Linked DNA regions of Homo sapiens: region 1 is linked to region 2. Evidence: read pairs that join two places in POLR2A ChIA-PET (ENCODE). Cell type or tissue: CD4-positive, alpha-beta T cell. All regions are shown on one strand. Links, peaks and the distances in the headings refer to the core of each region. The heading gives the core; the rest is flanking DNA. Region 1 overlaps LSG1 (large 60S subunit nuclear export GTPase 1). Region 2 has its middle 28 kb from the start of ATP13A3-DT.

What was found. Peaks named below come from ENCODE experiments on the same cell type or tissue, not always from the same donor. Only the 100,000 strongest peaks of a DNase experiment are listed, where the experiment ranks them.
Region 1: POLR2A ChIA-PET joins it to region 2 with 6 read pairs; 5 of 35 experiments call an interaction of 5 or more read pairs at or near these places.

The regions. Positions count from the first base shown.
Region 1 is chr3:194,643,192-194,647,583 of GRCh38, reverse strand. It overlaps LSG1 (large 60S subunit nuclear export GTPase 1), which reads left to right. Exons shown (of 14, transcript NM_018385.3): 12 at 1,341-1,420; 13 at 2,838-3,011. TMEM44-AS2 (TMEM44 antisense RNA 2) reads right to left here. Exons shown (of 2, transcript NR_186047.1): 2 at 155-2,909. Among named protein-coding and RNA genes, the nearest start is that of TMEM44, 12 kb to the right of the region's middle. In CD4-positive, alpha-beta T cell, for the core only: no CTCF peak of the experiment used is centred there; no DNase peak of the experiment used is centred there.
Region 2 is chr3:194,512,642-194,517,033 of GRCh38, reverse strand. No RefSeq gene overlaps it. Among named protein-coding and RNA genes, the nearest start is that of ATP13A3-DT, 28 kb to the right of the region's middle. In CD4-positive, alpha-beta T cell, for the core only: no CTCF peak of the experiment used is centred there; a DNase peak (open chromatin) is centred at 2,213.

The DNA.
Region 1 (4,392 bases), core at 195-4,194, 130 kb before region 2:
GTTTGTAAAAGCAAATGACCACACGTACAATTTCTAAGTTCACTATCTGCAAGTCCATATAGAAGAAAATCTCTGACAGTAAATTTTCAAAGATATTGCCAGATTACTCTCATTTTACTTTGTATTTCTTTAAATACTAGTGAAGTTGAGCATCTTTCCAAATGTTTTGTGACCATTTATTTTTCTTCTGGGAATCACATTTTCCTATACATGGTTCTGTCTTAATGATTTGTAAAAGTTCTTTGTTATATGTGCTACACATTTTTTCCAATGTTAATTTATGGTTTCTTTGGCCCCAAAGAAGTTGACAATTTTAATAGACTATATTTTTCCTTTTTGGTTTGACTGGGTTTGGTGTTTTACTTGGGAAGGTCTTCTCCCTCCCAAAAAGATAAAACTATCTTCCTGTAATATTTACTTACTTTTTTAACATTTAGATTTTTAATCTGACGAAATTTATTGTTGTATATTGTGTAAATTAGGATTCTAACTATTTTCTTCGAAACTGGAAAAGCCAGTCGACAGCTAGTATGTGAGGGAACTGAGTTTTGAACGCAGCCTGTCTGCTGAAGCCGTGTTCTTAACCACCATGCTTCGCTGCTTTTCTAATTGAGTTAGTATTAAAGGGATCTTACTGGGGAAAAAAATGTAGGTACATCATTCAGTAAGAAAACTTCTCTGTTGCTTTCTGTTTTGCAAGTAGTATTGATAGCGTAGCATTCTCCTACAGGTAGCCTCCATGAATAAATGTTTAAAATAAGGAGGCTGGGTGTAGTGCCTCACGCTTGTAATCCCAGCACTTTGGGAGGCCGAAGTGGGTGGATCACCTGAGGTCAGGAGTTCAAGACCAGCCTGAACAACGTGGTGAAACCCCATCTCTACTAAAAATACAAAAAGTAGCCAGGCGTGGTGGCATGCGCCTGTAATCCCAGGTACTTGGGAGGCTGAGGCATCAGAATTGCTTGAACCTGGGAGGTGGAGGTTGCAGTGAGCCAAGATTGTGCCTCTGCACTCCAGCCTGGGCAACAGAACGAGACTCCATCTCAACAAAAAATAAAATAAAAATAAAATAAAGAGAAGAAATAACTGGAGTAGAGAGAAATCGAATTTGTCTTTCATAGCGTGGTGCTAGGTGGCATTTTTAGGATATCAGATATAAGTAAATATTCTCCTGGATTATCTAGTGTTTTTAATGCTAAACAATATATATTCTACAATGATACCTAATTTTTTAAAATCCAAGAGTAAGAATGCTTAGTAATAGAAGCTACATCACCTCAGTTGTCTTTGTTGTGATATTCTGTCATCTAAGATTTTGCAAAATTCTTTTCTCTCCACAGACATGCGAGGATTCATGACAGCGCATGGACAGCCAGACCAGCCTCGATCTGCGCGCTACATCCTGAAGGACTATGTCAGTGTAAGTGAACCCTGCCTCTCATGCTCTCCAATACACAAGTCTTTTCCACATTCTGCGTTCTTAGATAATGGTAACCTGTTCGATTATAAAGGAAATATTTTTTCATTGAAACTGGAGTTGTGTTCTTGATGTAGGGTAGTTAACATTATATGGATTATAGACATTACAAAAGATGGAGATCTCTGAACACCTATTATGAGTGAAAATCACCAATATATGCATCTGGCTTTTTTTGTCTCCTACAGCCCTTTGCTTGTTATGATTGCAACTATTGTCACAGTCTTCTTTGTAGTATAGCTGTTTATATGCCTATCTCTATATTTGCCTAGTAACGATAACAGCTAACATTTCTTGAAAGCTAACCCTGCTAGAAATAGTTCTGTTTTACGTGCGTCTTCTCAGTACAAATATGTAACAAGTCTGTGAGATTACTATTTCTCCTTTTCAAATGAGAACATGCTATTTGGGGGTTTCCCCATAGTAAAATGGAGATGAACAGGGCCTATCTCATGAGATTATTATGGGAAATAAATGAAAACTCTGTGTGTGTGTGTGTGTGTGTGTGTGTGTGTGTGTGTGTGTGTGTGTCTGTCTGTGTGTGTGTGTGTGTGTGTGTGTGTGTGTGTGTCTGTCTGTGTGTGTGTGTGTGTGTGTGTGTGTGTGTGTGTAGCACTAAGCTCAATGCCTGGCACATAATGAGCCCCCAGTAATTGTTATCTATTAAGTTTCTTTCCACAAATAAGCATTACAGGGCCCTGTTAATAACCAGTTGTGAGGATTTGGCTTTATTTCCTCCTCTTCTCAAGACCACATCGGTGGAGCTCTTGGAGCTCAGTGGCAACCATATGGGCTTGCCTTCAGTTCAGGAAGAAAGCAGTTCATGCTATTGGTATGGATAAGTCATGTATTCGTTTACCACTTACTGTGGAGGATGTAAAGATGAGGTAAAAATAGTCACAGCCTTCAGATCATTTATGATGGAAAGAGGCAGACTTGCACCCAGTGAGCAACTGCAACCCCACATACAGGAGTCGAGGAACTCTCCTGACTTTAACAGTCTAACCCGGCATTACCGTAACTGTCCAGTTATGTCTTGAGTTTTGTTTTGGAAAATATTCACCATAAGTATGATCATGTCCGTATACTGAAGAATACTTGAGTGGGAATGCAAACGAGAAAAGAAGAAAGAGATTTCATCCTAGTCTGGGGCGCCATGGGAAGAGCTAGGTCTCTAGAACACTTTGACCATTGATGTATTAGAAAAAGGACTCTTCAGCTGCAGTAGACCAAAACTCAACTCAGCTAACTTAACCAGAAGGCAGAAAGCTCCATCAGAGTGTGACTGGGTGGAGCTGTCTCCTCTGAGGCCACAGATGGCACTTAGGCTGCACTGTTGTCATTCATGTTGTCTTTGTAGGGTAAGCTGCTGTACTGCCATCCTCCTCCTGGAAGAGATCCTGTAACTTTTCAGCATCAACACCAGCGACTCCTAGAGAACAAAATGAACAGTGATGAAATAAAAATGCAGCTAGGCAGAAATAAAAAAGCAAAGCAGATTGAAAATATCGTTGACAAAACTTTTTTCCATCAAGTAAGTTTTAAAGCTTTTCTTAAACTTCTGATCCAACACTCTTTTTATAACAGCTTTATTGAGTATCACATGCCATAAACACATTTTATTAACCCCAAAAAGGGTTTAATAATTCCAAAAAGGGTTTAATAATTCCCAAAAGAAACCTTATTTATTTATTTATTTATTTATTTATTTATTTATTTATTTTTATTTTTTTTTTTTGAGACGGAGTCTCGCTCTGTCGCCCAGGCCGGACTGCGGACTGCAGTGGCGCAATCTTGGCTCACTGCAAGCTCCGCTTCCCGGGTTCACGCCATTCTCCTGCCTCAGCCTCCCGAGTAGCTGGGACTACAGGCGCCCGCCACCACGCCCGGCTAATTTTCTGTATTTTTAGTAGAGACGGGGTTTCACCTTGTTAGCCAGGATGGTCTCGATCTCCTGACCTCATGATCCACCCTCCTCGGCCTCCCAAAGTGCTGGGATTACAGGCGTGAGCCACCGCGCCCGGCCGAAACCTTATTTATTAGCAGTTACTGCCTGTCCCCTTTTTTCCCCCAGCCCCTGCCAACCAATAATCAATCTTTATGAACAGATTTGCCTGTTCTGGAGACTTCACGTGACTGGAATCATACTGTGTGCTCTTCGTGACAGGCTTCTTTCATTTAGCGTGGTATCTTAAACATTCATCCATGTTGTAGCCTGTGTCAGTATTTCAGTCCTTTTTATTACCGAATAATGTTTCATTGTATAGATATGCCACATTTTGTTTATCTATTTATCATTTGAGGGACGTTTGGGTTGTTTCCACTTTTTGGCTACTATGAATAATGGTGTAATGAACACTTGTGTACAGGTTTTTGTGGAGACATGGATTTCGTCTCTCTTGAGTATATACCTCGGCGTGGGGTTGCTGGGTTGTATTGCAACTCCATGTTTAACATTTGAGGTATTGCCAAACTTTCCAAACGTGGCTGTGCTGTTTTACATTACTCCCAGTGATGTAGGAGGTTTCTAATTGTCTCCTCATCCTTGTCAATGTTTATTATTTCCCATTTTTTTTTTATTTTAGCCATCCTAATACATGTGACGTATTGCATTATAGTTTTGATGAGTATTTCCCTAATTACTAGTGATGCTGAGCGTCATTTTATGTGCTCGTTGGCACATGTATATTTTCTTTAGAGAAATGTCTATTATTAAGTTGTAAGAGTTCTTTATATATTCTGGATACAAGTCCCATATCAGATTTATGATTTACAAATATTTGCACCCATTTAGTCAGTTGTCTTTTCTCTGAGCCAACACATTTGGTGATAGAAAGTGCTAAAGAAACAGACTTCATAAATGTCTTCTGCACTTTAAAATATTGATAACTTCAGTTGCTTATATCACAGCTACA
Region 2 (4,392 bases), core at 126-4,125:
TGTGTTGGCTCCAGGTTTTCGTCATTGTGCCTGCACTGAATAAAAGCAAGCAGCTCCAGCTCTCGGGCTGCTCTCTGGACACTAGAGCCAGGCAGTCGCCTAGCTGCTCTTACACTGCATACCTCTGTCTGAGTACTCATTTCATCTGTCAGCCAGGGTCTGCGGGACAGACCCAGCAATACATGCCCTGAAGACGGGGGTCCTGTCAGCATCACCTCTGGATCCCCAGGAATGCTGGTGCTGACACCAGGGTTTACCACCAGCTGGTAAAACTAGGGCAGCCTAAAAATGGGAACCCCTTCCAAGCCTTTTGTGAGGATTTACAGATGCAGAGCTGTGGTATGGAGCCCTTCGTAAAGTATCAAGTCAAATACAGATGCTCCTCGACTTAAGTTGGGGTTACGTCCACCGGCCATGGTGGCTCATGCCTGTAATCCCAACTATTAGGGAGGAGGAGGTGGGAGGATAGCTTGAGCCCAGAAGTTCGAGACCTGCCTGGGCAATACAGCAAGACGCCGTTCTCCACAGAAAGGAAAAAAAAAAGACAAAAAAAAAAAAAATAACCAAGCAAGTGTAAGATGGGGTTATATCCCTGTAAACCCATCATCAACTGAAAATATCATTAAGTCAGTCACCATTAACTCAGGGACTGTCTGTACAGGCATTGTTATTATTAGAGTAAGCACTTGATAAATGCTTAACAAACGAGTAAATAAATAGTGGTGTGGAAAAAAAAGAATGATGAGAATAAACGTCCCCGAGGCCAGGCGTGGTGGATCACGCCTATAATCTCAGCACTTTGGGAGACCGAGGTGGACAGATCACTTGAGGTCAGGAGTTCGAAACCAGCCTGGCCAACATGATGAAACCTCATTTCTACTAAAAATACAAAAATTAGCTGGGCATGGTGGTGTGAGCCTCTAGTCCCAGCTACTCGGGAGGTTGAGGCAGGAGAATCACTTGAACCTGGGAGGTGGAGGTTGCAGTGAGCCGAGAACGCACCATTGCACTCCAGCTTAGGTGAAAGAGTGAGACTCTGCCTCAAAAAAAAAAAAAAAAAGAGTAAGTGTCTCAGGAGTTTCAATTAGTGGGGGGGTGGGGGCAGTGAAGTAGAGTGATTGGAGGATGGTTGGGTTTGGACGGATTTGGAGATGTTGGCATATGGGAGTGGGGAACATTTCTAGGAAGGGAAAATTTACATTCGCATTCAGTTTAGCAACAAGCACTGTTTATTTGCAGCAACATTCTGGTCAGAGGAGTCCTCTAAGTAAGTTGGGAGAAACAGTACAAAGGTAACTAAATGATCACTAACACCAATTGTGTCACTTTGTGCTGAGTGACCTCCTTTAATCCTCGTGGCAGCCTCATGAGAGGGTATTATCACACTCAAGTAATAGAGGAGGGACGTGAGACACAGCAAAGCGCATAAACTTACCTGCAGGAGAGCGAGAGACAAACCACTGAAGAGCCTTTAATGCCCAAGTAGGAATTTGAACGACCACAGTCAGAAGGGAGGCACTGAAGAGACTTGAGCACAGGAGTGACATGGTCGTATGGGTGCTTCAGAGAAACGCAGTATTGTATAGCAGCTGGGAGTTTGGAGTTTGGCACCAGACCACTTGGTTCTTCTAAAATCCCAGTTCCGGCCAGGCGCGGTGGCTCACCCCTATAATCCCAGCACTTTGGGAGGCTGAGGCGGGCAGATCACCTGAGGTCAGGAGTTTGAGACCAGCCTGGCCAACATGGCGAAACCCTGTCTCTACTAAAAATACAAAAATTAGCCAGGTGTGGTGGTGTGTGCCTGTAATCCCAGCTACTTGGGAGGCTGAGGCAGGAGAATTGCTTGAACCCAGGAGGTGGAGGCTGCAGTGAGCCGAGATCACATTACTGCACTCCAGCCTGGGCGACAGAGCAAGACTCTGTCTCAATAATAATAATAATAATAATAATAATAAATAAGTTAAATAAATAAAATCCCAGTTCTGCTCCTTGCTTGCTGTGAGATCTTACAAATATTATTTAACTGCACTGAGCCTCAGTTTCTTCATCTATAAAATGCGGGTAATAAAGGCACCCAGCTTATGGGGTCTTTTAGAGGAATAAAGTAACACATGTAGAACACAGCACAGTGATGCCGTGTATGTGTATGACAATTGTAAGTTATCATGAATATGTTAGCTATCTACCGGGTGGCCTGGAGAGAGGTCAGAGGTAGGGGGCAGCAGCAGGCACAGACTGAAGGCAAGGGTGGAATAGAGAGTAAGATATTTTAAAGCAAGCCTCAATAGGAATCATTACTTGCACACGTGGGATAACAAAAATACCTAAGAATGACTCTCAGATTCCCAGTCTTTTCTTTTTTCTTTAAGTATTTGCCCTTTTCTTTTAGTTTCTCAAGATTCCCAATCTTTTTATTTATTATTATTATTTTTTGAGACGGAGCTTCACTCTTATTGCCCAGGCTTGAGTGCAGTGGCACAATCTCGGCTCACTGCAGCCTCTGCCTCCCAGGTTCAAGCGATTCTCCTGCCTCAGCCTACTGAGTAGCTGGGATTACAGGCATGCGCCATCATGCCCTGCTGGTTTGGTATTTTTAGTAGAGATGAGGTTTCATCATGTTGGCCAGGCTGGTCTCGAACTCCTGACCTCAGGGGATCTGCCCACCTCGGCCTCCCAAAGTGCTGGGATTACAGGTGTGAACCACTGCGCGCGGCCAAGATTCCCAATCTTATTCACTGAGAAGAAAAGGGCTTCTGTCCTTCCTGTAGAAGATAGATAGCCATAAAGGGGGGAGAAAAAGAAAAGGATGAGGGGGCTTCTGATAGAAACGCGAAAACTCGGAGAGAAGCTAGCTTTTTGGAGCAAGATCACACTTTGGGAGGATGTGTGTATGTGGGGTGGGGGTTGTCAAAAGGATCCTGGGTTCTATTGCCAGCTCTGCCACCAGTTGGCTGTGTCCCCTTGCCAAAAACCTCTTTCCTTTTCTGGACTTCAGTTTTTAGTCAGTGAAATTAAGCTTTTACACTTGAGATCTTAGAATTCTCTCCCAACTCAGATGTTCTCCAGTTTCACCTGATCACTGTATAGCACTTGAAAGGGAGGATAGTGCTAATAGCCTGGCTCTTAGGAGACTTCTTTGAAAAAAAGAAAAAGAAAGAAAGAAAGAAAAAAAGATTTTTAAAATTTATTTAATTTTAATTTCTTTTCTTTTTTCCTTTTTTGAGACAGAGTCTCACTGTCACTCAGGCTGGAGTGCAGTGATGTGATCTTGGCTCACTGCAACCTCTGCCTCCCAGGCTCAAGTGATCCTTCCACCTCAGCCTCCAGGTATCTGGGACTACAGGTGCACACCACCATGCCTGGCTAATTTTTGTATTTTTTGTAGAGATGGGGTTTTGCCATGTTGCCCAGGCTGGTCTCGAACATCTGAGCTCAAGTGAGCTGCCCACCTTGGCCTCTCAAAATTCTGGGATTATAGGCGAGAGTCACCGCACTCCGCCTGTAAAAGAAAAATTTAAAGTAGAAATGGAGGGGTTTCACTATGTTGCCCAGGCTAGTCTCAAACTCCTGGCCTCAAGTGATCCTCCTGCCTCAGCCTCCCAACACACTGGGATTACAGACACGAGCCATTGTGCCCAGCCCTTTTCTTGAGGTTCAAGGAGAGGTGATGGGAAGAGGCAGCAATATGAGAAGAGGAAACCTCCTTCTTCTTTTTTCCTGCTCCCTTAAATGTTGGACTTCAGGCCCTGCAAGAGACCCCTTGGCCAGGCTCTCCAAAACAACCCCTGCATGGATCCTCCCATCACTCAAGAGATTCTGGGAACTGGTGTCAGAGAAAGCCAAGTGCAATGTTGATTTTATTCAGCTGCACTCTCTTCCACTTGGTTGGTTCCTGACTGGGCTTTTGTTTTTCTACCAGATTAGAGAAGAAAGGAAGGTTGTTTTAAAAAGTTCACTATCCTTAGCAACAGTGAAACCAGAACACTTGGTGGTGGCTGGGGCCCAGCAGAGCCTGTGTTTACCCAGAGGGTGCACTTGGGGGTAGGAGGTGGAGCATCACCTGCCCAGGTGTGTGGCCTGGACGTGGCCTCAGGCAGGTGTTTAGCACCTTCCATTTAGCACAGCCTGAAGGAGAATGGGCACCCAGTCTTCTGGGAAGACCTGTATTTTGAAATAGAGTTTTACATAAAATAAAACAGAATAACCAGGGCTGAAGAATGCACGCGTCGAATGCATACCAACACCTGGAATGACATTTGATCTGAGGAAATGAACCCCTTGGAGGACATTTTTTTTTTCCAAATAAAATGCCAGTTATGTAACACAGCCAAATAGTACCACAGAGACGGTGCCCTCTCTCTCTTGTTTTATTTTTATATTTATTTTATTTTT